2 separate regions of the Homo sapiens genome follow, and region 1 is linked to region 2. Evidence: chromatin loops called from intact Hi-C (ENCODE). Cell type or tissue: sigmoid colon. All regions are shown on one strand. Links, peaks and the distances in the headings refer to the core of each region. The heading gives the core; the rest is flanking DNA.

Region 1 (15,368 bases), core at 5,166-10,165, 98 kb before region 2:
CCAGGGGATTCTGATGCTTGCTCAAGTTTGAGATCCACTGACATAGGCATTTCAATTAGGAATCCATTGAAATGGGCCCTGGAACAAGTCACCTTGCCAATGCACAGAATAGTGGCTAAGAACAGAGGCTTTGATAGCAGACGGACCTGGTTTGAATTCCTGTCGCTGTCACTGTAAGCTGTGTGACTTGGGCAAGGCCTTTCACCTTTGGAGTCTCAGTTTCCTCATCTGCTGTGGACAGTGGAAGAGGAAGAGGAGGAAGAGGGAAAGGGAGGAGGGAGAGGAAAAGAGGAGGAGGGAAAAAGGAGAGGAGGAGGAGGGAAAGAGGAGAGGAGGAGGAGGAAAAAGGAGGGGCCAAGTAGAGGAGAGGGGAGGGGGAGGAGGAGGAGGGAAAGGGAGGAGGGATATGAAAAGAGGAGGAGGGAAGAGGAGCGGAGGAGGAGGGAAGAGAAAGAAAGGGGAGGAGGAGAGGGTGGGGGAGGAGGAGACGAGGAGGAGGGAGTAAGGAGGAGGAGGGAAAGGGAGGAAGGAGATGAAAAGAGGAGGAGGAAGGAGGAAGAGAGGAGGAGGAGGGAAGAGGAGGGGTCAAGGGGAGGAGAGGGGAGAGGGAGGAGGAGAAGAGGGGGAGGGGGTAAGGAGGAGGAGGGAAAGGGAGGAGGGAGATGAAAAGAGGAAAAAGAGGGAAGAGGAGAGGAGGAGGGAAGAGGAAGAAAGGGGAGGAGGGGGTCAGAAGGAGGAAGGGGGAAAGAGAAGAAGGGGAGGAAAGGGAGATAAAGGAGAGGGGAGGAGAAGAAGGAGTGGGGGAGAGGAGGGAGAGTGGGAGAGAAGAGAAGGAGGCCAGAAGGCAGCCTTCGAGGAAGATCAAGCACACGGGTACTATGGAAGAGGAGCTGGGTAAATCCAGCCCGGGGATGGACTCCTGGACATGCCTCTTCCTCCCTGGAGGTGGCTGTGGCTGTGGCATGCCTCCCTCTGCCTCTGGCCTCCCAGCCAAACCTAAGCTCGGGTCTCATCAGCTAGGAGCCACAACTGGCAGAGCAAGGACACTGGTCCCCCAGCCAGCTGGGTCCCTGGGTGGCTGGCAGAGGAGGTGGGAACCCACAGCCCCACTGGGCCAGTGAGGAAGGCGTGGGGCTGCCTGGCTTATGACTCTCCACCTGGTGGCTGTGGGACAATCTGAAGCCACGGGCCTTTGGCCATCCCTTTTGAACAGGGCTGAACAGTTTGGCTTTTCTTTCTTGGAGCAAAAAGTGTTTGTTGTTGCTTGTGGGGGTTTTTATGCTTTTGTTTTAAAGAGGATTTTGAAATCTAAGGGCTGACCTGGGGATACTGGGACTTGAGAGAGAAGCAGTCTCCTCCAGGACCCTCAGAGGAACCTCTGTGTACACCCCTGGCAGCTCCACATAGAATCAGGATGGAGGGTCAAGCTTCCTTTTGAGGTCCAGCTCGGGTTGACTGGTTCTTGATTCCTGGAGCTCTGTGTTAAAGGGAATCTGAGGCCACATCCTGGCCTGGCTGCAAGGAACTCAGTGATCCGTGAGCAATGCCTGCCCTGGACCTGGAGTGGGAGGAGGGTTGCCTTTCTCATCCCATGCTGTCCTCCAACTAAACTCTGTCCCATTGGCGCAGGGTGGACTGGTTCAGCAGGGACTGGTTCCACCCCTACCACTCCCTCTCCTGGTACTGGCTGTGCCTAGTGTAATGGAGCTTATATCTCATTCCCAAGCCACTGGGTAGCTCCTTCCGGCAGATCTTTAGTGTTCACAGATTCCTAACACTCTACTTAAAGCTGAACGGTTTCCCCAGCCTCCCTGATCATCAGTGGCTAAACTAGGCTCAGCAGAGAGGCTCCCAACCAAAGGAGGTCTTCAAAGATGCATCCTGCCACATGAAGGATCCTCTCTAAGTCCAAACTCTGCCTACTTTGGACTTTCTTTAAGGCATAGACAGGCCACATGGGAATGAGAGCTCCTCTATTTCAGCCAAAGATGGGCTGTGTGACCTTGGGGGACTCATATACCTTCTCTGGTTCATTCAGTGCTCAATAGATGCTTACTGGACCCCATCTCTGTGGCAGGCACAGGCTGGTGAACAAGACAGCCATGCCCTATGCTCAGGAAGCTGGCCTGCTGGAGAATTCATTTTATTTATTTATTTACTTTTTTAAAAAATTCTTTTGAGACTGAGTCTCCCTCAATCTGTTGCCCAGGCTGGAGTGCAGTAGCAAGATCTGGGCTCACTGCAAGCTCAGCCTCCTGGGTTCAAGTGATTCTCTCACCTCAGCCTCCCAAGTAGCTGGGATTATAGGCACGCACCATCACACCTGGTAAGTTTTGTATTTTTAGTAGAGATGGGGTTTCGCCATGTTGGCCAGGCTGGTCTCGAACTCCTGACCTCAAGTGATCCTTCCACCTTGGCCTCCCAAAGTACTGGGACACAGGCGTGAGCCACCGCGCCCAGTGAAACTCCCCATTTTAAATGAGATATGATGCTTTCTAAGAACCCCTTAATTACCAGGAAAGATTCTCAGGCAGGCTAGGCATGGTGCCTCACGCCTATAATCCCAGCATTTTGGGAGGCCAAGGCAGGACAATTGCTTGAGGCCAGGAGTTCAAGACCAGCCTGGCCAACATCGTGAAACCCTATCTCTGCTAAAAAAGATAATAGCGAAGCATGGCAGCACATGCCTGTAATCCCAGCTTTTTGGGAGGCTGAGGCAGGAGAATTGCTTGAACCAGGAGGTGGAGGTTGCAGTGAGACAAGATGGCACCACTGCACTCCAGCCTGGGCCACCACGCAAGACTCTGTCTTAAAAATAATAATAAAAATAAAAATAAAAGATTCTCAGGCAACTAACACGTCCTGAAGATGCAAGCAGCCTTTAAAAGAGCAGAGGGCAAAATAGGCTGGAAGACTGTGACAGGCAGAATAATGGTCCCCCAAGATACCCACATCCCAATCCACAGAACCCGAGAATATGTTACCTATGTTACCTTAGGTGGTAAAAGGGAAAGGATTTTGCAGATGTGATTGAATTACAGATCTTGAGATGGGGAGATTAGCCTGGATCATACAGGCGAGCCCAGTGTCCTATTAAGAGTCCTATTAAGAGTAAGGCAGGAGATCAGGGCAGGGAGAAGGCAGTGGGGTGATGAAGGAAGCAGAGATTTACTGATGTGACCAGGAGCCAAGGAGTGTGGGCAGCCTGCAGACACCAGAAGAGGCAAAGAACAGATTCTCCCCTGCAGCCTCCAAGAGGAACCAGCCCTACGAAAACTTTGATTTTAGCCCATGAGGCTCATTTTGGACTTCTGAGCTCCAGAACTGTAGGGATACAAATCTGTATTATTTTAAGCCACTAAGTTTGTGGTGATTTATTCTAGCAGCAGTAGAAATCTAATACAAGAGCTGTTTCAAAGAAGACCAGAACATTGGGCTTGGGGGCAGGCAGATCTGGGTTTGAGTCTCTGCTCCACTTGCTAGCTGTGTGGGCTTGTGCAATTTCCTAACCTCCCTGAATCTAATAGAGTCCCTACCTCAAAAGGTTGGTGGGAAAATTAGAGTTGATACACATAACATGCTTAGAAAACTGTCTAGCCCAACTGTCATGTAGTAAATATTGGATTTCCACCCCCTTCTATTGAGCATTAAAAAGGCCACATACCTTGTGCAGGAGGTGGGTTTTATGAGGGGGAAAAAGGCCACATTCCCAAATGCAGGCCCTCAATTGTGTCTTGGGACACGCAGAACTGGCCATCCTGACGTTCTATTTTGTTTTGTGTCACTCCACTGCTCAACAACATTTCATGGCTCCCTATTACAGTGTCTTGATTCTGGTCTATCAAAATCCCCCATAACCTGGTTCTTGCCAACCTCATCTTCCAAGATGGAGAAAAACTAAAGGGATGGCACAGCTGGAGAGAAACCTAGGGGGAGCAGGACCTTCAGAGGTCAGCTGAAATGTCACTTTCTCCCAACCTCTCATGGCACCCTGACCTCCACCACAGCACCATCCTCAATCGTAATGCCATGATGATGTGTGCAAAGTATATTTCCTCCCTCCACACCTAAAGCTCCAGGGGGACAGGGACTGGGGACAGGGATTGGGCCAGGGACGAAGAAGCTGCTCAATACATGTATATGTTAAATGAATGAATAAATGGACGGCCAAAGTCAGCAACCAACTCAGGCCAGCTGGGCCAAGGACACAGGGGAGCCTTCCTGAAGTCTGAGTTCTAGTTCTTAGCCACAGAGAGGACTGCAGTTACCAAGACAGGAAAGTTGAGCATTGAGCTGTCACCAGACACGTGCTATGCCCCCAGACAAATATTTTATTGGAAACAGGATTCAAGTCTGTGCAGTGTGTTTCAGGAACTGTGAGAGTTACTTCTGTCCTATAGACCAGGCTCAGAGAAGGAGGGGGAAGGAGGAGGGAGTTTCTTAAGGACTTGGAGACTGAGGTGGAAAGACAGACAATTGTGAAGTTGAGGTTTTGGAACTGAGAAAGAGAAACAGAAGGAAAAAACTGGCAGCCTAGTCTGTTCTGTCCATTAGATGAGCATCCAGGCCCCCAGACTTTTGTCCAAGCTGGAAAGGGTTAACAGCACTGAAGGGTTAATGGCCCTCAGTGAGGATGGGAGTCAGGAGGCCCCACCTCTAAGGCCAGCAGAGGGGTTTTCTCTGATGGGGGAGGGCAAGGCCCACTGCTCTCTGGTGAGCCCTGGGGACCCCACCTACCCAGCCCCTTCTGAAAAAGGTAGTTTTCCACTCTGGGGGTGGTGGGACCACCCTGGATGCCTGGGAGGGGTCGGAGGGCTGGGCAAGGTTGCTCTAGAGCATTTTTCCTGGACCCCAGACTGGGATGGGAGGAGCTCGGAGCTGATGAGACCTGTGGCTGTTCCCCAGCACTCAGGTGACGTCCAACTGCACATAGCTTCGTTCTGCGAAAGCTTCCATTTCTGGGGGGTGAGAGACATGCAGTGGGGAGAGACATGGGGAATGGAGGCCCAGAGAAGTTTAGTGACTGCCCAAAGCCACACCGCAAGTCTTGAGCAGCTGATCTAATCTCCCAACTCCCAGAGAACTCCACCAGCCCCCATTTCACACACACAGACACAGGGGCTTCTGGTGGCCTCACCCCTGGCCATCCCCCTAGCTGCATGGCCTACCTCTTCCCCTCCTACTCTGAACCTATCATGCAATTTAAAGACTCCACACCTTTGTTAGAACTGCCCCTTTGGCCAGATATACCCTCTTGCTACCATGTGCCCAGCCACCAAGTAACCTCCTGGTCATCTTTCAAAATCTAGCTCAGATGTCCTGTCCTCCAGGCAGCCTTCCAGGATTGTTTCTTCTCTTCCCATCTACCTGATCATCCTTCTGCCAAGCATATCTGTACTTGGCCAACACATTCATGCTTTCTCAAATCACACTGCTTTTTCGTTTCACCATGTGTGCATCTGTCTCTGCCCCCTGGACTGCCACCGCCCACCAGGTCTCTCCCCCAACATTGGGAATTGCAATTCAACATGAGATTTGAGTGGGACACAGAGCCAAACCATATCAAAATCCTTAGACCCAAGTCCTGGGGCACCTCCACAGCCACCAGTCTCTGGCTTTCTTTTTAAAGGACCCCTTTTTCCCAGAAGAATCCATATGGAGCCCCAAAATACAAGGCGTACAGAAATGGACCTGCTTAGTTAAGGAAGACAGGGACAGTGGAGCCACTTCTTTCGACATGCTGGGTCCCCTGGGGTCATCCCAGGCTTCATCTGAGCACAGCTCAAAGTCTCCCAATTAATCCGACACCCGCTCTTCCCACCACCACCTGGGGTGTGGGGAAGACTTTTCATTTTTACATAATTTCAAACTTACAAAAAAGTGGCAAGAATAGTACAAGAAACTCCATTATAGGGAGTTTATATTTATTAAAATATATTTATTAAAGTATTTAAAATAATATTTTATTTATTAAAGTATTTTAAATAAATATTTTATGTAGTAGAATATTTTAAATAAATATTTTATTTAATAAACTATTTTAAATTTATATTTATTAAAATATTTTAAATTTATATTCATTTATTAAAATATAAATAATTGGCAACTGAGGGTAAATATAAACTTAAGAACTTCTTGTAAAATATATATTTTGTAAATTATATATTTTGTAAATATATATTTTGTAAAATATATATTTTGTAAATATATATTTTGTAAAATATATATTTTGTAAATATATATTTACAAAATATATATTTTGTAAAATATATATTTTGTAAATATATATTTTGTAAAATATATATTTACAACTATACATATTTTGTAAAATATATATTTACAACTATACATATTTTGTAAAAATATATTTACAACTATACATATTTTGTAAAAATATATTTACAACTATACATAGTTTGTAAAAATATATTTTGTAAAATATATATTTTGTAAATATATATTTTGTAAAATATATATTTACAACTATACATATTTTGTAAAATATATATTTACAACTATACATATTTTGTAAAAATATATTTACAACTATACATATTTTGTAAAAATATATTTACAACTATACATAGTTTGTAAAAATATATTTACAACTATACATAGTTTGTAAAAATATATTTACAACTATACATAGTTTGTAAAAATATATTTACAACTATACATAGTTTGTAAAAATATATTTACAACTATACATAGTTTGTAAAAATATATTTACAACTATACATAGTTTGTAAAAATATATTTACAACTATACATAGTTTGTAAAAATATATTTACAACTATACATAGTTTGTAAAAATATATTTACAACTATACATAGTTTGTAAAAATATATTTACAACTATACATAGTTTGTAAAAATATATTTACAACTATACATAGTTTGTAAAAATATATTTACAACTATACATAGTTTGTAAAAATATATTTACAACTATACATAGTTTGTAAAAATATATTTATAACTATACATAGTTTGTAAAAATATATTTATAACTACATATATTTTGTAAATATAAATAATATGGTAAGTTTATATTTATAAATATAAATTATTTATATTTACCAAATATAAACAATTTGCCAATTATTTGTATTCTATCCCATCGATTTCACCCTTATATCCTCTTTCTCCTTCCTCTTTCTCCCTCTCTATCTCCAACTTTCTACATATTTTATCCTGAAACACTCCCATTTTGCATATGGGTAAACTGAGGCCCCAGGAGTTGCTTGGTGCTCCTGACCCTGGCCCTGCCCCCATGGCCCCACACTTGGGGCCCAGAACCTGGAGCCCACCAGCTTGTTAAGGGCCTGCAGAGATATCTGAAACCTGTAATCATAAGCGAGTTGGCCCCAGAACACCAAAAGGAAACTGCGACATCAAAATTAATAAACGTCTGGTTCAACGTCTGCAATACATGAGTGAATCAGCTGCACCTCCACGGCCCTCCTGTCGTTGGAAATAGAAGAGCACAAGTCACGAGAACACGATGAATAATTTATTCTTCATAAAAGCCCAGATTGTATGAACTATTTTAAAACCTTTCCAGATATTTTTATAAGAAACACGCATTTTGAGGTTCACCATGATGTGGGGTGGGGTCCCCAAATGTCAGAGATCCCAGAGCCTTCAAAGACTTTAAAACAAGCTCTCCTTGCCTCATATCTTGATCCTCACTTGAATCGGGCATAAGATGGAGGTTTTTCCATGTATTTTTACAACGAGGCTGTATGTACCTTTTTATGTGGGTCATAAAAAAAAATAAAAAATTTTCAAAAACACGGAGCAACACGAGGAATTCGTCATAGCAACGGGGCTGCCTTTCCTATTTTTGAAAAGTAAGCTTCCCCCTCCTCCTCTTAGTACAGAAAGTTTATTTTCCTGTGGGAGCCTCTGACTCAGGACTCAGGCTGCTGCCACTGCAGAGAGATGGGAGAAGTGGGGGCGCTGGCCCTGGGCCTGGGTGGGTGAGGCCCAGGGACTGAGTTTATTTGCTCAGGGGTCCCAGGCCTCAGATCCCTCTACTGGCATCTGAGCTAGGAACCTGACGCCCGGGGAATTCTGGTCACCACCTGGGCCTCCTGCTCTGCTCATCCACGCACCCCACCACCCAGGCCGGCCTCCTTAGAAAGCCCTCACCTTATAGTGGCACAGCTACCAGAGTTGTACCAGTTCTGTAAATATTAAAATATTTCCTGATCAGTTGGTTAAACCGCAGTTACACAGGATCGTCTCCTGGGACCAACCCATGATCCAGGAAAAAAAGGGGTATCGCTTGTTAGCTAGGAGCCCAGGGTCCTCATGTAAGGCTACGTTGTTATTAGTCAGGGCCCAAGCCCTATCAGATGATAAATGGGATATTATTGTAGCGTGTGTGGGCTTCAAAATAGCAACTGGGGGAGGTAGAGGGCACAGTGTAGGTTTGAATCCTGCCCTCATACTTGACAGCTATGTGACCTAAGTCAAGTGGCTTAACCTCTCTGTGCCTCAGTTCCCTGATGGGCGTAATAATAGTAATAGCAGGTTGTGGTGGGGATGATTTGTGTTAATCAGTATGCCTTCATCCATTTGGGCTTCTGTAACAAAATATCATAACTGGGTTGCTTACAAACAACAAACATTTATTGCTCACAGTTCTAGAGGCTGGGAAGTCCAAGGTCAAGACACTGGCAGATTCAGAGTCTGGTGAGGGTCCTTCCTCATAGCCATCTTTTCACTGTAACTTCATGTCAGAGTAGGGGAGGTCCTCTCTGGGGTCTCTTGTAAGGGCACTAATCCTAATCAAGACAACACAATCACCTCCCAAAAGTCCTCACCTCCTAATACCCTCACCTTGGGGGTAAGGATTTTAACATATGAATTTTTGGAGGGACACACAACATTCAGACATTAGCACTGTAGGAGGCACTTAGCATAGTTCTCAGCACATAGAAGACTCTCAAGAAATGTTCTCATTATGTATTATTAGTTGATACTTGTAATAATTTAATAACAATATCATTATGTCTCTAACCTCCCATCCTTCATAATACTTTTTGTAACCATTTCTTAGGAACAAAGCAATGAAATCAGAATCTCTGCTCCATCAGTTACTAGCGGCGTGGCCTTGGGCAAGTTATGAAACCTCTCTGAAACTGATTCATCTTCTGTGAAATGGGGATAATACCATAAACACATAGCTCAGCTCCTGGCTCACGGTGAGTGTTCATTCCTAAAAAGTATTATAATATTATCAGGGGTAGGAAAACTATAGCCCAAGAGCCAGATTTGGCCCACTGCCTGTTCTTGTAAGGGAAGTTTTATTGGAACCCACAACCATGCCCATTCATTTATGCATTGTCTGTGGCCGTTTCCACACTGCAACCATGGGCTGAGAAGTTGCAACAACAGACTGCATGGTTCACAAAATCCTCAAATATTTACTCTCTGGTCCTTTAAGAAAAAGTTTGCCAACACTTGATTTTGATTATTGTAAGCTTCTTTAATAGCAATAATTGCAGTACATACTACATTTCAGTTCCCTCAGTGGACTACACAAGGTAAGGTTTGCTTTCTAGGGACTACCAGTGACCCATGATTGTCCTGCAATGATTCAAACCCCTCCTCAAATTGTTCACCATAGTGTATGGGGAAAGAGTCCAGAGCTTTTCAAAGGAGGCTGTGACCGATGAGAAGCCCATAATCACAGGAACATAAGCATCTGAGGAGCTGGCCCATGCTGAAATCGACACCTCCTCCATTTTCCCAGGCTTACCTGTTCTCGGACAGTCCCACTCCAAGACACCCAGGGTTCATAAATAAGGTTTTGTTTTGTGCTCCTTTAGTGCCTGCTCTGCAGCAGCTGGCTGCCTCCTGGTCCATACATTTCCACATTCCTTTTGTGTGATGTTGAGGAGAGAGAAAGGAAATGGGAGCCCCAAGAAGTTACCTAGCATTCAGCAAAAGAAACCTGTGAATCACACACGCCAAAAAGATGTCACTCGCCCCAGAAATCACTCACCCCAGAAAGATTCCTATATCTGCTCAGATGCATTCCTTCAGGACGCAGGTGAGAGAATCTCCTCTTTCTCCTTGGTTTAATAGGATTTTGGTTGTGTGATGTAGAAAACACCACAAAGTGTCACCACAGACCTTCCAGATGTTGAAGATGTTTGTGGCTACACTCGTTGGCTTTGTTGCACACCCACAGATGTCCCCCCTTGGTTTCCACCAGTCTAGGTGTATTTGTTCCTAAACCCTTAATTGGGCCCTGATGTCATCTAAAAGACCAGGCTGGACTCAGTCACCTGCAACACCCGTCTTCATTGGAGGTTCCCAAGGCTGGTGTGATCCAGGCATGCTGACACCACAAGGGCCCCACTGCCTGCATGCCTCTCTCCTGCTCATTTCATCCTTGATTCTTCCTGGCCCGCTGTTTTTGTCTTTTCTTTCTTTCTTTGTATTTATTTATTTATTTTACTTTTTTAAAAAATCAGATTCATTTTTTTAGACACGGAGTCTGGCCATGTTGCCCAGGTTGGTCCCAAACTCCTGGTCTTAAGCGATCCTTCCACTTCAGCCTCCCAAAGCACTGGGATGACAGGCATGAGCCACTGTGCCCAGCCCTGGCACACCGTGGATGAGAGCCAGAGCTCAGATGATCTCAGGAGATCCATCAACTATTTCTGAGAGAGCCTAGGTCAGGTGTGAACAGGAGTCCATCCCCAGATTGCAGGCTTCATGAGGGCAGGGAGCATGCCTGTAGAGCTGCCTGCTGAAGCTGCAGCACCCCAAATATCCCATGCATACAGCCTAGGCACCCATGTTCAAATACCAAAGCCCACAAATCCTGCAGTAGGAGGAAGAAAATCTTTGATTAGGAATCAAACTTCAAGGTGTTTTATAATAATAATGACACAAATAAGACACCATATTTTTTGTTCATTTATTGGAATACAACAATGATTCTGAACCTGGAAATCTTCGTATGACCTTCAAGAAGACTCCCTAATAAATCTATTGATCATCTTCAAGGAGGCCATAAACACATAAAATTATGCACATATGTCTGTGTGGGCATGAGCTTTTCTGGGGAGGAGGTCCAAAATTTTCATCAGATTCTCAAAAGGATCCCAGAACCTCTAGTGGTTATAAGCATAAAACCACAAGTCTGATTCATATTCATGTACCTAGTTCCTGGCACTGTGGCTGGCACATGACAGGTGCTCACAGAATGTTTGCTGAATCAATGAATCAATCAACTGATGACAGCTGAAAGCAGCAAACTGCCTGATAGGAGATTTCCTGGATGGTCAAACCTCACTAATCCAGAATTTTAGGCAACTTGAATGAACTCTTGTCAGAATATCTTTTGTCACTAGGGAAAAAAAGAGATAAACTAATGGTGCAAACAAGAATGAGTGGTGACTGATGCTGAAGGGTGCCTACTTGTCAGTAAGCGTTTGCAGAATTGCCATTTAGTGCCCTGTTTGTTGAAGCAGGCTCCCCAAGGAACTTTATAAAGTTTGGGGAGAATGTGATGAAATCAGAACCCTCATACTCTACTAGAGGGAATGCAAAATTGTGCAGCCACCTTGAAAAACAGTATGGTAGTTCCTTAGAAAAACCAAAGAGTTACCTTATGACCCAGCAATTCCATTCCTGGGGAAAATTAAACTATATATCCACACAAAACCTTGTACACCAATGTTCATAGCAGCATCATTCATAATAGCCAAAAAGTAGAAACAACCCAAATGTCTATCAACTAATGAAAGGATAAACAAAATGTGCTATATGCACACAATGGAATTTATTCCAACATAATAGGACTGAAGTACTGATCCTTGCTACAACACGGATGAACCTTGAAAATATTACATTAAATGAAGGAAGCCAGACACAAAAGGCCACACGTTTAATGATTCCATTTCTATGAAATGTCAGGAACAGGCAAGTTTATAGAGACAGAAAGTAGATCAGTGGTTGCCTTGGACTGTGGGAGGGAGATTGGAGAGAAATGGGGAGTGGCTGCAATGCATACAGGTTTTTTTCTTCTTCTTCTTTAGAGACAGGGTCTTGCTCTGTCACCCAGGCTGGAGTGCAGTGGTGCTGTCTTGGCTCACGGCAACCTCTGCCTCCTGGATTCAAGTGATTCTCCTGTCTCAGCCTCCTGAGTAGCTGGGATTACAGGCATGCACCAACATGCCCAGTTAATTTTTTATGGATTTTTAGTAGAGCTAGAGTTTTACCATGTGGGCCAGGCTGATCTCAAACTCCTGACCTCAAGTGATCCACCCACCTTGGTCTCTCAAAGTGCTGGGATTACAGGTGTGAGCCACCGTGCCCAGTCACACACAGGGTTTCATTTGGGGGTTTTTTGAGGAAAAGAAATGTTCTAAAGTTGATTGTGGTAGTGGTTGCACAACTGTGTGAACATACTAAAAACCATTGAAATGTACACTTTAAATGGATGAATTGTATACCATGTGAATTGTATATAAATAAAACTATTATGTATTATCATTTAATATGTTATATAATTTAATATGTTATATAGAAGTATATGTATGTTAAAAATATAACTATATATGTTAAATATATAATATTACATTGTATATTTACATCGTACATATTAAGTACATGGTGCCTGGTGATTGTGTTAGTCCATTTTGTGTTGCTATAAAGGAATACCTGAGGCTGGGTAATATATAAAGAAAAGAGGTTTATTTGGCTCGTGGTTCTGCAGGCTGTACAGGAAGCAAGTTACAGCATCTGCCCAGCTTCTGGTAAGGCCTCAGGAAGCTTTTGGTCATGGCAGAAAGGAAGGGGAGCTAGTATGTCACACAGCAAGAGAAGAAGTGAGAGAGAAGGGAGAGATGCCACACTCTTTTAAACAACCAGCTCTCGCATGAACTAATAGTGAGAATTCACTCTTTACCCCAAGGACAGCATCAAGCTATTCATGAGGGATCTGCTTCCATGACCCAAACACCTCCCTCTAGGTCTCACCTCCAACACTGGAAGTCACACTTCAACATGAGATTTGGACGGGACAAACATCCAAACTGTATCAGTTAGAGAGAGAAAGAGAGAGAGAAATACTTATCCTACCTACCCACCAAATGAATGAATGCATAGCTCTGCAGGTCTCTGGTGAAGCCCAAGACACTAATGCATTTTTCAATGAAGCCTCATAATTTCTTTTACAAAATTCGGGCACATTCTGCCTTCTATTTCAAAATGTGGCCATGTTAATTTTAATATAAAAAATATTTTTTTCTCCAAATTCATGAATAAAATTTGTGCTCTAAGAAGAAAAAATAAAGCATGTATAAAGCTCATGTGTGTGTGTGTGTGTGTGTCTGTGTGTGTGTGTGTGTGTGTGTGTGTGTGTGTGTGTGTGTGTGTGTGTGTATGCAGAGAAAAATGACTGGAAGGAAATGTGCCAAGATATTAGCAGTGGTTATCTCTATCTGGGTAGTGGGACTACAGTTGGTTTTTTCTTCTTCTTCTTGATACTTTTTTCCTTTCCCATGGTCTTAATGCATGTTTCATAATATTAAAGAATAAACATTGTTTAGTTCAACAGTTGAGGTCCCAGAGGGAAACATCAGGCAATGTCCTTCTGGAGACCACTTGGCACAGCCCTCACTGTGATGCACACACCCTGACCTCATGCCCCAGGCATCAAAACTGAGCCCTATGCGGGACGTGTGTGCACACAAGGAAGCTTCCAGCATTCCCTGCTTTCTGCAGGTGCTGGTAGAGAAAGTGGATTTATTCCCAGAGAGGAGATAAAGCCAGAGCCTTTGCAATATTCTGAAGAAAGAAAAAGCAAATGGTCATTATATGACAACAGCTAGAGGAGGCACATAAGGGCTGGGCATGACATGGGGGACAGAGCTCTGGACTGGACATTAAAAGACATGGGTTCAAGCCTCTGATTTGCTTCCAACCAGCTGATGACCATAGTCAAGTCACTTCCTCTCTCCATGCTTCAGATTTCCCCTCTATTAAACAAGGGAATTGGGTCCTTCTGATGGTTTACAATTCTGTGGATTTACATCTGCTGTCCTCGTTTCCACCATTCATGTAAAAAAGAGTAGGGATCCCCTCATATTGACTGCCCAGCACAGCCCTTGTTCCCCAGGAATCTCAAGAACCATTCTGCCCCAAAAGGCAGTCTCTAAATTGACACATGCCTCTTTTCCACCCACCTAATTGGAGAAGACATTCTTAAGAAGGCAGCATGAGCAGACACTATTCCCCACCCTTTGTACCCCCAAACTTCCTCAAATGTGATGATATGTATTGAGCGTGGACTAAGTGCCAGGCCCTAGTGCTATTCAGTGAATAAGACAGACACTGCCCTGCTCACTCAGAGCTCACAGGATCCACAATGACCACCAATTAAGGACCACCTGCCTTGTGAGAGGGGGATTCACATGCAACAACTTCTTATAGGCCTTACATCAACCCCATGTGGCTGATACTACCATTCACATTTTACAGCATAGAAAATGTAGCCTTAAAGAAGTGAAGTGCTTTGTGCCAGATCAGGGAGCGAACGTGGTAAGGCCAGGGTTCTGACCCTGATCAGTTACACTTCAAAGGCACCTGTGATTTGTCAGTGGTTCTTAACTTCACAGGCCAGGCTGAACAAAGGACTTCAAAATGAGGTGGGTCTTGAAGTCTCCGTCTGATCTCCACCCTTTTGATCTGGTTATAAAAAATAACTGGAGAAAAGCAAAATAAATTGCAATAAACTTGACGCCAAAACATAAAACTTGCTATTGATTTTATAAGAGCAAGCTATGAGCTCAGACAAATCAATTTGTATTATAAAACAATAGCCTATAACATAGACAAGACACTAAATAAATATTGAATCACAACATGAGAAAGTTGCTTTTTCGATTCTTTTTCTGTCCTTCTAATTATACCAGGGAAAGTCTCAATTTGGTGCTACCAGGTCTTTAACACCTTCTTCAACATTTGCCAATCTCCCTTTATAACAAAGAAAGAGCAGGCCTCAAGCTCAAAGCCTTGGGCAGGCAACAGTATCAACCAAACATTAATAACCGTGTTTTATTTTGATTGTTTATGTAGGGGTGGTATTTTATGGTCACTTTCTATTTGAGGAAATTGATATTGGTTTTCTATTTACTGTGGTCATGTAAATTTCCCTTTTGAGCTACATTTACTGATATTTTTAATGAGTACATTCACTGACATTTTTAATGAGTAGATTTAAAGGACAATATTAAATTCACGACACCATAGAAATGGTATACAAGCAGGGCAAAAATAAAAACGGTGGCACTGGGATGGCTGAAGCTTGAGGAATGCTGTCCCATGAAATTAAAAATAA
Region 2 (15,368 bases), core at 3,741-8,740:
ATCAAATCTTCAGACAAGGCTTAACTCTTTCAACCAATTGCCAATCAGAAAATCTCAGAATCTGCTGTGGGTGGTGGCTCACGCCTGTTCCCAACACTTTGGGAGGCTGAGGCGGGTGGATCCCTGAGGTCAGAAGTTCAAGACCAGCCTGGCCAACATGGTGAAACCCTGTCTTTACTAAAAAAAATACAAAAATTAGCCAGGCGTGGTGGCAGATGCCTGTAATCCCAGCTACTCAGGAGGCTGAAGCAGGAGAATTGCTTGAACCCGGGAGGCGGAGGTTGCAGTGAGTCGAGATTGTGCCATTGCACTCCAGCCTGGGTGACAAGAGTGAAATTCCACCTCAAAAAAAAAAAAGAAAGAAAAAAGAAAATCTCAGAATCTATCTATGACCCGTAAGCCCCCACTTCATCCCATCTTTTCAGGCCAAACCACTGTATACCTTCCATGTATTGATTTCTGTCTTTGCCTGTATCTCCTGCCTCCCTAAAATGTATAAAACCAAACTGCAACCCAACCTCCTTGGGCACACTTTCTCAGGACCTCTTGAGACTGTTTCCTGGGCTGTGATCACTCATATTGGCTCAGAATAAACCTCTTCACATATTTCACAGAGTTTGGTTTTTCCAGTAACTATCTCACAGGTGGTTTATGTGAAATCAAGTAATATACGTCCAGGCACATCTTTAGGCTATACAGGGCTAGCCCAACATTACCTTGAGGTGGGAGGCAGTATTTGCAATTCTTAAGAGGGAGCAAGACAGCAGGAGTTGGAGTCCTAGTCAGCCACCTACATGCTGTGCGGTCTTAATCAAAGCAATTCAACTCTCTGAACCTTGGTTTTCACATTTATAAAGGGGGATAACACTAGAACCAACTTCACAGGGTTGTAGTGGGGACTATAAAAGGTCATACATTTCAGGTCTTCAGCGCTGTCCCTAGCACATGTGCGTTTTGTATTTTAATTATTTATTCCACCATTTCCCTACTCACATACACCCTTAACCCCTAATCCTGATTTGCACATCTTTCTTTGGCTTTAATTGCAAATCACCATCAATTTAAGATGTCCCTGGGGTCCCAAGAAGCCCTTCCTTGCCCTCAACACCCTTACCCCATTCTCTCTACCAAACCCACTGGCAGCCAGTCCTCCAGGGAAATCTCAAACGTGAAAGGCACAGAACACCACCACATCCTGAAAGTGATCAAAGCCATCTTCCTAATTTCCTTAAATGCAGTGTTGAAAGGAAAGTAGTGAGTGGCTTAAAGCCAGGGATTCGGTTATGCTAATTACACCCTTGAAGAGCCCAGCCCTGAGGCCTCATAGCTTGAAAGGAATTCTGGCAGCTGGGTTCACTTGGAAAAGAAAGGAAATGTGGAATCTAACAGTGGCAGGAAGTGGGACGGTGGGTGGATTCAAGAAAAAGGAAGTTGTTTGAAAGTTGAAAAAATAAAGGAAATTCATTCACATTAAAACAACAAAAGGGTATCTTTTCACCAATCAGATTAGCAAAAACAAGACACTGGATATTGCCCAGTCTTGACAAGGCAGAGAGTAACAGGAGCTTAAACTCACCAAAATGACAAGGCACAGCTTTTTCCAAGGGCAATGGCAGATTCCATCAAACTTCAAAACTTGCATAAACTTCTACCCTCTCAACTCTATTTCTAGGACCCATCTTTCCAACAGACATACACGTGCACAAATACATATGGAGAAGGGTGTGCTTGAAACAAACACAAAAAAGATGGAAACAATTAAATGCCTATTAACAAGGGAATGGATAATATTCTGTTGAAATATTAAATATCTCTTTAAAAATGAAGATTTCCTTGTGTGCACGAGACCCATTTACAACGTTAAGTATTATTAAAAAGGAAATGGTCTTGGGGAAAAAAAATCAGAATCGTAAATCCTGAATGTGAACTTTAGATTTTTAATACATTTTGTTAGGTATGAGTTCTAAATTTCTTTTCAAAGAATCAATATGTCAGTATATTCAATTCTTTGCCTTCTACTGTTAAACTTAGCTTCCTCATAAAGCAACCTTTTCCGATTACCTGCTCCACGCTGACTCATTCTGATTACCTGCTACCTGATCCGCCCTAACTCATTCTCCACCCTGCATAACCATTTTTCACGCCAAACCACTCACCCCGTCACTCTCTTTAAATTAGCCAGTCAGAATTAGTTTAGCCTGTGCGGTCTAACCCTAGCCAATTGGGGAATGACACAGCAGCAGGGGCCACGTGAGTCAGGGTTAAGAACCATATCTCCTCCCTTGTCCAAGTGTGCACTCACCATTGCTCCATCTGTAAGGGCGCAATAGAATTAACTTGCCCTGCTGAGAATTAAAAAGAAAATTTTATATTCGAGTGCTATTCTTTTGCAGCACCGAAACTTTAATTATAACAATTTCAAGTGGCCCAGGCTTCCAAATGTGTTTCTAATGTAGTTGTTTCCTATACCTCAGCTATCCAGAGAGCAAAGACTATGGGAAATACTGATGTCACTCAATACTCACCAAAGATGAAAATGAGTTCATTTCCTTAACCACCTAGTTGAAATGGTCTTTAAACTAGGCCCTATTTACTTGCCAGGAATCTATGTTACAGCAGCACCCAGAAGCAAAAGGAACACATATTAGCCATAATTCCCTCATACATTATCAACCATGGTGATGTTACAGGAAAGAGGTCCTGATCCAGACCCCAAGAGAGGGTTCTAGGATCTCGCATAACAAGGAATTCCAGGTAAGTCCATAGATTAAAGTGAAAGCAAGTTTATTAGGAAAGTAAAGGAACAAAAGAATGGCTAACCCATAAACACAGCAGCCCCGAGGGCTGCTGGTTGCCAGTTTTTATGGTTATTTCTTGATGATATGCTAAACAAGGGATGGATTATTCATGCCTCCCCTTTTTAGACCATGTAGGGTAACTTCCTGAGGTTGCCATGGCATTTGTAAACTGTCGTGGTGGTGGTGGGAGTGTAGCAGTGAGGACAACCAGAGGTCATTCTCGTTGCCATCTTGGTTTCGGTGGGCTTTGGCCGGCTTCTTTACTGCAAGCTGTTTTATCAGCAAGATCTGACCTGTATCTTGAGCTGACCGCCTGTCTCATCCTGTGACTGAGAATGCCTAGCCATCTGGGAATGCAGCCCAATAGGTTTCAGCCTCATTTTACCCAGGTCCTATTTAAGATGGAGTTGTTCTAGCTGACACGTCTCTGACAGTGAGAAGATCTCTGCCAGAACTGGAACTAAAGAAGTGTCTGGGCTGGGCGCGGTGGCTCACGCCTGTAATCCCAGCACTTTGGGAGGCCGAGATGGGTGGATCACGAGGTCAGGAGATTGAGACCATCCTGGCTAACACGGTGAAACCCCATCTTTACTAAAAATACAAAAAAAATTAGCCGGGCGTGGTGGCGGGCACCTGTAGTCCCAGCTACTCAGAAGGCTGAGGCAGGAGAATGGCGAGAACACAGGAGGCAGAGCTTGCAGTGAGCCAAGATCACGCCACCGCACTCCAGCCTGGGCGACAGAGCGAGACTCCGTCTCAAAAAAAAAAAAAAAAAAAAGAAGAGTGTCTGGAATTGATTTACTGTCACGCACGTCCATGTGGAGACAGTCCACCAAACAGGCTTTGTGTGAGCAACAAGGCTATTTCACCTGGGTGCAGGCGAGCTGAGTCCAAAAAAGGAGTCAGCAAAGGATAGTGGGATTATCATTAGTTCTTATAGGTTTGGGGTAGACGTACAAAGTACATTCTCAAGGGCGGGGAGAATATTACAAAGCACCTTCTCAAGGGCGGGGGAGAATACATGTATCACTTAGGGTGGAGTGGGAACAAATCACAATGGTGGAATGTCATCAGTTAAGGCTATTTTCACTTCTTTTGTGCATCTTCAGTTGCTCCAGGCCATCTGGATGTATACATGCAGGTCACAGGGGATATGATGGCTTAGCTTGGGCTCAGAGGTCTGACATTACCACATATGCAGCCCATAGCCTGGTGTTCACCAAAGGGGCCAGTCAAAAATTTCCAGCATACCTGAAGCTATTGAAAACCACATATGTGCACAGTATATGCAAGATAAGTATTTATAGTAAATGTATATACCTTCTGTTCTGAATATACTGTATTTCAATGACGGTCTATTAAGTATTTAGAAATGACACTGGATACATAAAATGGAAAATATCCTGAAGAAACAATGGTTATCACAAGGTCTCACACTTTCTTATCCAGAACAGCTTGTACTTTTTTAGGAATGAAATTTTAAAGACATTGTTCTGTGAGTTCAAGAAATGGTCTTTTCCATACCAGGGTTATGAGCTATTCTGCTTATAAACTACTCTGGGTGTGTACACTTCTCTTAGATCTTTAGAAACATCTCACAGTTCAATGAAAGATAGTTTATACCCAAAATAAACACCCTTGTTATGTTAAAAATAAAAAAAGAAAGGAAATGCAAAACTACATACAGGCAGATGTATATGTGTGCAAATGCATAAAAAAAAACCTTCAAGAATACACTCCAACCTGTTAAAAAGTGAGCACCTCTGGAGAGAGAGGAAGTAGAACTTGAACTTCGTAGGCCAAGCACAGTGGCTCACGCCTGTAATCCCGCCACTTTGGGAGGCCGAGGCAGGCAAATCACCTGAGGCCAGGAGTTCAAGATCAGCCTGATCAACATGGAGAAACACCATCTCTACTAAAAAAAAAAAAAAAAAAAAAAAAAAAAATTACAAAAAATTAGCTGGGCGTGGTGGTGCATGCCTGTAATCCCAGTTACTTGGGAGGCTGAAGCAGGAGAATCACTTGAACCTGGGAGGCAGAGGTTGCAGTGAGCCAAGATCACACCATTGCACTCCAACCTGGGCAACAAGAGTGAAATTCCGTCTCAAAACAACAACAAAGACAACAACAACAGAACTTGAACTTCGTATTCTATGCAAAAAAGGAAAAAACCTAAGAGAAAAAAAAAAGAATACATAAGGAATATGGTTTCTCAATTTAAAAACATCCCCCTTCCAACACCATCTTCCATCCCTAACATTCTTTTTTTTTTTTTTTTTTTTTTTTGAGGTGGAGTCTCACTCTGTCGCCCAGGCTGGAGTGCAATAGCACAAACTTGGCTCCGTGTAACCTCTGCCTCCCAGATTCAAGTGATTCTCCTGCCTCAGCCTCCCAAGTAACTGGGATTACAGGCATGTGCCACCACGCCCCGCTAATTTTTTGTATTTTTAGTAGAGATGGGGTTTCTCTATGTTGACCAGGCTGGTCTTGAACTCCTGATCTCAAGTGATCCGCCTGCCTCAGCCTCCCAAAGTGCTGGGATTATAGGTGTGAGCCACCACACCCGGCCCATCCCTGTCATTCTTAATAAGAAGATAGATTTAGGACCTAATTTTAACTATTCAGAAAGCTTTTAGATGTATGCCTTGCTTAGGTTTCTCTGGCAACTCCCCAAGCCTGCATCAGCTTAGCATCTAATCCATTGAGATCTCCCTATGGGGCTGAGGTCCCTGTCACAGGGTGCCCTAAATACAGAGAAGGCCTAGGTGAAATTTACACATGACACAGTTATGGTCTTGCGTGATCTTTCACTTTTGTCTTTTTGTAAACCTTGATTTATTTTGCTTCCCTTGGCACATTATCTCCCTTTCCAGATATTTTTGCAATGGATATTGTATTCTTCAAGACTTTCTTGATTGCGAATGGGAGAAACTAAATTAGCCAAAGGTGGAATTCATTATAAGTATTCAATAAATGTTTGCTGTTGCTGCTGTCCGGCTGTTGTTATTGAAGGCAGGATTTGCCTGGGTTTTGGGAACAGCTGGATCCAGGAATTTGTACATTCTCAAGAAATTTCTTAATCTCTATCTGCTGCTTCTCTCTGCTCCTGTTTCAATGAAGTCGCTTTCACTTGTGAGACTCAAGTCAAACCAAGTTTAGCAAAAAAAAAAGTAGGGAGGAAATACTGGCTCAGATAACTGAAAACCCCGGAGGCTAGCTTCAGAAACTACTTCATATTGGTGCTAAAACTATGTAAATTACATAATCACCCAGGAAGCGAGGGCGTGCAGCCAGATCTATCGAACCAAATGAACACAGAGTGGGAAAAGAGTCATCCCTGCAAAGGTAAATCTGGGTTTTGTCACCCAAAAAAAGGTAGAAATAACACACACACCCCAGTCTTCTCTCTCTCTATTCTCTTCTCTCTTTCTCTCTCCCACTCTCCCTCTCTCATTTTGCCCTCTCTTGCTTGGAAACTGGCTTCTTCTGGCATTCTGATCTTTATGATAGGAAATAATGTCTGCCAAGAGATCCCAGATCCCAAATTAGCCTGACTCTCTCCATTTCAAGCCCAAAAGACTCAGTGAAGGGTCTGGTATCAGTTATCTACTGCTGCACAATGAATTACCCAGAAATGGTAAGGTTTACAACAACACCATTTGTTATCTCACTTCATGTCTTGCAGGTCAGGAATCCAGGGGCAGCTTAGCTGGGTGGTTATGGTTCAGTGTCTCCCATGCCAGAAATCATCTTATGAAAAAAAAAAATAGAATTATGCGACCCCAAACTCACTATGCCAAAGGGAAAGTTAAGCTTGGGAATTGAGCCACCAATACTGTCTTCCTTTTGTTCCCAAACAGACAGCTGGAATTTCACAACCCAAACCATGAGCTCATTTCCTCTACTCCCTCTTTTCATGTTTATCTTATGTAAAATGTAGATTTACTGAGAGGGAGATAATACATAATTGACTTTTTCCTCTACTCCCTCTTTTCACATGTATAATGTTGATTGATTGATTGACTGATTTTTTTGAAACAGAGTCTTGTTCTGTTGCCCAGGCTGTAGTGCAATGACACAATCTTGGCCCACTGCAACCTCCACCTCCAAGGTTCAAGCGATTCTCCTGCCTCAGCATCCTGAGTAGCTGGGATTACAGCTACACACCAGATAAGTTTTGTATTTTTAGTAAAGACAGGGTTTTGCCATGTTGGCCAGGCTGGTCTGGAACTCCCAGCCTCAAGTGATCCACCTGCCTCAGCCTCCCAAAGTGCTGGGATTACAGGTATGAGCCACTGTGCCCCGCCTAAAATTTGGATTTATTGAGACTAATCAGGGCTTCACAAGAATGTAACCATCTACCTCACTGCATATCTCCCTCCCTTCCTCTCCTGCCTCCCACTCCTTGCTCTTTCTCCTTTAAAAACCAAAGTGCACACAAAGCCCCCTTTGGAGAAAAGCAGAGATCACAGATGCTCCTCCGATTTCTGTTTGTCCAGGGTGCATCCTCAACCTTGGCTAAATAAACCTCTAATGGCCTCAGTCACTTTTTGGTTAACAATCGGAATGCTGTTAACTGGGGCTGGAGAATCCATTTCCAGAAGAAGTCACTCACATGGCTGGAAAGCTCCTGCTGGCGATGGCAGATCCTCTCCGTGTGGGCCTCTCCACGGGAGGCTGGAGCCTCTGCACAACATGGCAGTTGGCTTCACCTGCAGGGAGTGATCTGAGAGACAGAACATAGGCTGAAACAGATTTGGACTGAAAATAATAAACAAATCAATATTTAAATATTTTTTTAAAAGACAGAAAACATCTAGCAGAAACTATCCTTTTATGATCAGCCTCAGACATCACATACCATCATTCTATTAATTTAAAGCAAGTCCCTAAGTTCAGCCCATGTTTTATGAAAGGGAGAGCTTCACCTTTTGAAGGAAGGAGTATCAAAGAACTTGTGAATATGTTACAGGACCCCACCACTTACCCAAAGTCAGTGGTTTCCTCACTATAGTCCCTTCTGTGGACGCCAGAAATATGTTACAGGAAAGCAGTCCCAGCACAGACCCCAAGAGACAATTCTTGGATCTCGCGTAAGAAAGAATTCAGGGTGAGTCTGCAGCGCAAAGTAAAAGCAAGTTTATTAAGAAAGTAAAGTGGTGAAAGGACAGCTACTCCATAGACAGAGTAGGACATTCCTGAAAGTGAGAGGAGGAACACATCCACCCTAGGTACAATGTTTGTATATATGGGGAGATGTGCTCCAAGGGTTTGTGATAGAGGATTAATTTTCTTAATGACTATATTTTGCAAGAATCGATATTATTATCTTTAAAGCAAAATTAGGAATGCCTGTGTTCTCCAGATATCAGGATATCTGGACACTCCCAAGTCTGGGTCTGTTAGTAAACATTATTAATTTGTTCCCTTAACCGTAAACATCTAGAGGCTCAGAATGCCAAACTTTCTGAGGACGCAGCCCAGCAGGTCCCAGTCTCATTTTCCAGCCCTCACTCAAGATGGAGTCGCTGTGATTCAAACGCCTCTGACAGATATATTTTTAAAACAACACAGGACTAATTAGTCTTTCTTGGGTCAAGTGTTTTCCTTTAAAACAATCAACTGTGACCAGAGGCAGGGTTATACTATAACAATGGCTGCTCCCTCTACAATCTTGCAGATTTGGGTGGAAAAAAAGATTTCTAGAAAGGGGGATGCACAAACAGAGAAAAAGAACTCTTTTCCTCCAGCTCCAGAAAGAAAAATCCCAGAGAAGGATTCTGATGGGCTCAGCTCGCATCATATGCCTCTTCCAAGAGCCGTCAATCACTGTGGCCAGGGGCAGGAAGTAATGCTGAAATATGAGAATGCAGGAGGGGTTCCAGGTGGTCACTCATTACCATCTCCACTGTGTGACTTCAAACCATGCCACTTAATCTTTTTATGTCCTAGTCTCAGCATCTGCTAAATAGAGATTAGAAAGCCTTGTACATAGAGTTGTTATGACTATTAAATTAGATGATATCTGTGAAGCATAATGTCTAGCTACAAAAAAAAAAAGCCTATTAAGATTCTTAAGTACTTAAAGTTCATCTCAAAATGGCATTTATTTTTATTTTACTTTATTTTGTGTGTGTGTGAAGGAGTCTCGCACTGTCACCCAGACTGGAGTGCAGTGGCGCGATCTCGGCTCACTGCAACCTCCATCTCCCAGATTCAACCAATTCTCCTGCCTCAGCCTCCCTAGTAGCTGGGATTACAGGCACCCGCCACCATGCCAGCTAATTTTGTGTGTGTGTATTTTTAGTAGAGATGGGGTTTCACCATGTTGGCCAGGCAGGTCTCGAACTCCTGACCTTGTGATCCGCCCACCTCGGCCTCTCAAAGTGCTGGAATTACAGGCGAGAGCCACCATGCCTGGCCTATTTTTATTTTTTTATTTTTTGAGAAGCATCTCTCTGTCGCCCAGGCTGGAGTACAGTGGCACAATCACAGCTCACTGCAACCTCTGCCTCCCAGGTTCAAGCCATTCTCCTGCCTCAGCCTCCTGAGTAGCTGGGACTACAGGTGCACATCACCACACTCGGCTAATTTTTGTAATTATTTTTATTATTATTATTATTTTTGAGACAGAGTCTCGCTCTGTCACCCAGGCTGGAGTGCAGTGGCACGATTTCGGCTCACTGCAACCTCCACCTCTGGGGTTCCAGTGATTCTCCTGCCTCAGCCTCCTGAGTAGCTGGGATTACAGGCACGTGCCATGATGCCTGACTAATTTTTGTATTTTTAGTAGAGACGGGGTTTCACCATGTTGGCCAGGCTGGTCACGAACTCCTGACCTCAAGTGATTCGCCTACCTCAGCCTCCCAAAGTGCTGGGATTACAGGTGTGAGCCACCGTGCCTGGCCACAAATTGGCATTTTTTTAAAAGCAATTTATAATTGGAAAGTCTCAGGGCTCACTCTTCACTTCTAATTCTCATAATCCTTACTTTCTCGTTGTGGCTGACTTCATCCACAAACAGGCTTTCCTTGGGAGAACAAAATAGCTGCAGTAGCTCCAGGTCTCATGTTTGAAACCTATGGAATCTATGGACATGAATTGCCTTTTTCCCTACTCACAAGGAAGAGTTTTGACATTCAGTCAGATTGGTTGACTTCAGTCACCTGTCCACTTCTGAATCAATCACTCTGCCCAGAGGAGGGGGTCTGGGGGCAGAGAAATGGAATGCTGATTGGCTTAAACCAATCACAATCCACCCCTGATGACTGAGGATGGAGTCAATCTCCCAGGAGCACAAGGGATACAAGAGAGGGATGATATGAAAATCAGGTCGTATAAGGAAAGAGGGTAAGAGAGGGTGGGTGCTGTAGGCCAGAGTCAGCTGGCCTGCCAAACCCAGCCTGCTATTGTAAATAAAGTTTTATTGGAACTTAGCCACAGTCATTCATCTATACATTTGTCTATAGCTGCTTTTGTGGTACAATGACAGGATTAAATAGTTGCAACAGAGACCATATGGCTGCAAAGTCAAAAATCTTTACTACTGGGGCCTTTACAGAAAAAAGGTTACAGATCCCTGCATGTAGGCAAGCATACAACTTCCACTGCAGTCGTATTCAAAACACATTTTCTTCCCTCCTCCCAGTCCTTCTCTGTTGAGATACATCACGACAAATCAGCAGAGCAGGCATCTGTCGGCAGAAGAATCCTCCCAGGGTCCATCAACTCCTACCCCATTGCCAATGAGTAAACACACAGCCTGTGGAATCACATCAGGCAGAGGACTGGTTTGAGAAGAGATTTTGTGGCTGCTGGAGCGTACGGGCTCTGTCTCCATTACCCATCACGGAACTTCACCATTCAAAGATCAATGACGTGCAGGCTAGATGATGCTGGCAAGCCAGGAGCTGTGGATCCCGATTTTTCCTCCATGATAAATGGGGAGCAATCTCCAGGAGCTCTAGCCTGGAAGACAGCCCTAGTCAAATTACTTTATCGCCCAGCTGAGAGATGGCCAGCTTGGAGGAGATGTACTCAAGCAGCATGCTAACTAGACTCAACATCAGCACATAGACCCCTCCTCAGAACAGCACTCTCCTCCCTCCTCTTTCCCACCAAAGAGCAGAAGAATTCCACCCTGACATTGGCTTATGGAAGCTGCTCTCCCTGACACTTCCATAGTAAATAAGATCAGGGGTCTATGTAGTTCCCACTCACTTCACATACACATATCTGAGATCACTGCTTTCAAGCTTGCCAAGTGGCAGAGAACTTGTACATCATGGAGTCCTTGCAGACACTCAAAATGCTGGTATATCATGCTTAAAAGAAACTTCTAGCGCAAAGACTAAGTGCACAGGAATTAGAGATAGGCAGAACAGGATTTAGATCCCAGCTCTGCAACTTACCATGGGCAAGTGTCTTAGTTGAAGATCCTTCAGAAACTTACTTTAAGACAAGGGTTCAAGTGCACATAGTTGATTTAGAAAGTGACCTCAGGAAGCACCACAGGGGAGTGGGGAAGAGGAGGAACAAATAAAGGGTGTGTATCAAGGAAGCTGTCACTGGAGATGAATTCTGCTGGAGAACCAATGTTAAACACTGCCTCAATGGTAACTCATCCAAGCAGCAAGGGAACTGGGGTATTAATACTCCAACTCCCATATGTTATTATTTAAGGGATGCTGCCAGAGGCATTAACCCCCTTGCACTTCTGGCCTATTATGTATGGGGGATCTGGTGGCCAAAGAGAGCCCTTGGGCAAAGTGCTGCCAATGCTAGGAGATGGAAGTTCTGCCCGTGGCCTCGGAAATGGTAAAACCCAAGGGTGTAGGAGTGGGGCTTGAAGGGGCATCAACAACATATGCTACAGCAAGCAAGCTAATCTCTCTAAGACTCAAGCTTCCTCATCTACAAAATGTAAATTACTTGTAGCAAATAATATCTAATATCTTGGGGTTGCTTTGAAGGGTAAAGTCAATACTGCAAGTTAACATACTCAGCACAGTGTGTGGCACTAGTAAACATCTAATAAATAATAGTTATGCTTATAAAACATCACCTGCAAAAGGAAATGTGTAATAAATGCCATGCTCATTTTCCAATCAACTCTGAGCCCCCAACCTATGGAGTTGGCAAGAAATCAATCTCCCTGTTTTGAGGTGGTCCTTCGACCTCCCTAAGGTCACATTAGAATCTGAGAGGTTTAACTTGGGGCCAGGAAACAAAGGATAAGGTCTGGACTTCAGTTCCCCATGACCTTACTGGTGAGTTTATAATCCAACTCTGCAGAATCCATTAAGTTTGGCCACAGGAATCTTTGTGGAGGCTGGGGGGCCCAGTACCCAGGGTCCAGCTTCTTTCAGCATACCCCAGCCATTCCACACCTCCCCATCCTGACCACCAGTGGGGGTCCAGCCACCTCCCCAGGATCCCATGAGAGAGTGGATTGAGGCATCTGCCGATCTCCTACCCCACTGGTGTTGAGGGATCTCCCTCCTCACTCATTGTTTGTGCCTCTTCCCCACTCCTCAAAGTCACTCATCTCCCTATCTTTTGAGCCATAAGCCAAGGGCTGCAAGCTGAAGGGCAAACAGAATGGTTCAAGTTCCCTGAGATTACAGAGTGCCTTCTTGGAACTGGGCTCTGCAGCTCCTGGCTGCCAGTATTATCTAGGATGTACATCACTGATCTTTGAATGGTAACATTCTGTGATGGGTAATGGAGTCAGAGCCTATGCACTCCTGCAGCAGCCCCGAAAGCTCTCATCTACCAGTCCTCTGTCTGATGTGAATCCACAGGCTTCATATTTAGGTCATTGGCTATGGAGTAGGTTTTGATGGACCCTGGGAGAATTCTTCTGCCTGCAGATAACTGCTCTTCTAGTATTTTGCAATGTTCTAACAAGACAGAAGAGGAAAGAGTAAAAGAAACATTTATTGAGTACCACTTGTAGCAGACATTGCATGTCCACCTACCCAGCACTCCTCTTTCCCCTTCTTAACAGTATGCAGCAGAGGAGAATTTATAAACAACTTCCATCCATTCTGAGTCTTTTCCTGTAACAAAACAAAACACAAATTAATGGTGTTGCAATGAATTATCCTGTCACATAAAATTTTGTGCTAAATCAACTATCATATCAAATTGTAATATAAGCTAGTAGCAAGAGCCAATGATCTGATGAGAAAAGGATGAAAGAAAAAGCCAAAACTATAAATTCTATTCATTCAGGGTTTTGTTGGGGTATTTTTTCTGTGAATTACAAAGAGACACGTTAATTTCTGAAGAGTGTAAGCAGTAAGCAGAGAAGATATTCCATTCTAGAGACACACTCATGCTTTGAGAAACAGAGTTTATGTTATGTCTCTAGGAGTGGCCAAATGTCTGGCTTTTCAAAATGAACACAAGTAGTTCCTTTTCCCAAGGGGATGAGAGAGTGACCCAGGAAAATATAACCTTGCCTCATCCCCAGCAAAGGTAACAAATGCATGGAAATTTAACACAGATAATTTGCTGCTATTTAGGGCTTTCACATAGCCCCAAATTTTACCTCATTTGTTACTATGCAAGACTGAAAGTTTCAGAAACTCAAATCAAACTGATTTAAGCCTAAAGGGGGATTTACTGGCTGGTATAACTTGAAAGTTCAGGTGCAGCTTGATCCAGGTGCTAAAAAGACAGAATCAAGATTTGGTTCTTCTCTCTTTTTTGTCTCTGTTGGCTTCACTCTCAGGTACGTGTTTCCCCCAGCATAACAAAATAAATGACAGCAGCTCCTGGCTTACATCCCACTAGCTCAGACCCTCAGCAGAAGAAGAATGCCTCTTTATCAGGATATCTCTCACAAGTCCTGGAATTCACTCTGATTGGATGGGCAGGAGTCATGTGCCTTCCCTGAACCTTGTTGTGGCTTGGGATGCAATAAGTCCTCTGACTGGCCAAAGCTAAAATCTTCAGGGGCGTGTGAACCAGAGCAACTCCATCTTAAATAGGACCTGGGTAAAATGAGGCTGAGACCTACTGAGCTGCATTCCCAGATGGTTAAAGCATTCTTAGTCACAGGATGAGATAGGAGGTCGGCACAAGATACAGGTCTTAAAGACATTGCTGATAAACCAGGTTGCAGTAAAGAAGCCAGCTATAACCCTCTGAAACCAAGATGGCGACGAGAGTGACCTCTGGTCGTCCTCACTGCTACACTCCCACTGTGAAAGCCCCAAATGGCAGTTTACAAATGGCATGGCAACCACAGGCAGTTACCCTATATAGTCTAAAAAGGGGAGACAAGAATAATCCACCCCTTGATTAGCATATCATCAAGAAACAACCATAAAAATGGGCAACCAGCAGCCCTCAGGGCTGCTCTGTCTACGGAGCAGCCATTCTTTTATTCCTTTACTTTCCTAATAAACTTGCTTTCACTTTAATCTATGGACTCACTCTGAATTCTTTCTTACGCGAGATCCAAGAACCCTCTCTTGGGGTCTCTATTGGGACCCCTTTCCTATAACAAAATCGCCTACCCAGGGAGCCAGGAATGGGGTTAATCTACACCACATTAAGTCAGAGGTCGGGAAAGCTAGCTCAATACATCAGATAGATGATACCAGCAGAAGGGCCACACACAACTGATGCCCCTGCAGGATCCCCAGCTATCATTTGATTTTCAAAATGACCCCCAATGTGATTATTTGGGTTTTTTACTCTTTTTTCATCTCAAAGTTATACACACACATTGTAATAATTACCTCCATTATATAGACTAAGAAACCGAGGCTCAGAGAACCAAGTAACACCCAAGTTCTCCTAATCAAACAAGGAGGAGCTGGGACCCAAACTCTCCATCTGTGTGACTCCAAAGTGAAGTCTGCCCAGGGTCTTTTCTGTAAATGTCCATTTATAGACCAATGAGTTTTTTTCGGGATTGTTCAAAGTCTTCTACTGTATACACAAACCAAAGATACCAGTGGCATTCCTGTCCCCTCGCTCCCACATCCCAGGGCAAGCAAATTTCAGGAGCCCATTTGCAGCCCCTCTTAAAGAGGAACTGAAGACTGAGTTAGTAAATCTGTGCTGAGCTAATGCATTTTTCTGGTTGACAACTTCACCGCTGCCACCAACCTCAGTGCTTTGCTGATGTCAGGCAAGAAACGCAAAATATATTCTGCCCTGTCATTCTAGTCACCTCTTCCTGTCCAACCCACATCCTAAAAACAGGCTAACAGGATTGCCATAGTCAACTCAGTGTGGTTGAAGGGCATTTCAAGGCTCCATATCCAGAGTGTAGCCTGAGGTCCCCTCTCTAGAGAACGGAGTGATAGAAGATACCAATAGCATTATGCTAGGGTGTCCCCTTCACCTAGAAAATCCACTTCTGGACATTTACCCTAAAAAAAATAATCAGAGATGTGAACAATCATAGACATACAGATATCTTCTGAAATATATGCTCGGAGTGCCCACAACAGATTACCCTGGGCACCTGTTAACAAGGGGCATTAGGCTGTGGTTCACACCTCCAATCCCAGCACTTTGGGAGGCCAAGGCAGACAGATCACCTGAGGT

What was found. Hi-C counts contacts between places; a loop is a spot of excess contacts. Peaks named below come from ENCODE experiments on the same cell type or tissue, not always from the same donor. Only the 100,000 strongest peaks of a DNase experiment are listed, where the experiment ranks them.
Region 1: it touches region 2 in a loop (5-fold over the local background); 9 of 110 quality-filtered maps call a loop at or near these places.

What each region holds. Positions count from the first base shown.
Region 1 is chr12:108,341,576-108,356,943 of GRCh38, forward strand. No RefSeq gene overlaps it. Among named protein-coding and RNA genes, the nearest start is that of CMKLR1, 9.9 kb to the left of the region's middle. RefSeq lists an enhancer at 4,348-4,848. In sigmoid colon, for the core only: no CTCF peak of the experiment used is centred there; a DNase peak (open chromatin) is centred at 7,937.
Region 2 is chr12:108,440,973-108,456,340 of GRCh38, forward strand. No RefSeq gene overlaps it. Among named protein-coding and RNA genes, the nearest start is that of LINC01498, 25 kb to the right of the region's middle. RefSeq lists enhancers at 425-1,181, 1,182-1,939. In sigmoid colon, for the core only: no CTCF peak of the experiment used is centred there; a DNase peak (open chromatin) is centred at 6,059; H3K27ac peaks cover 750 bases.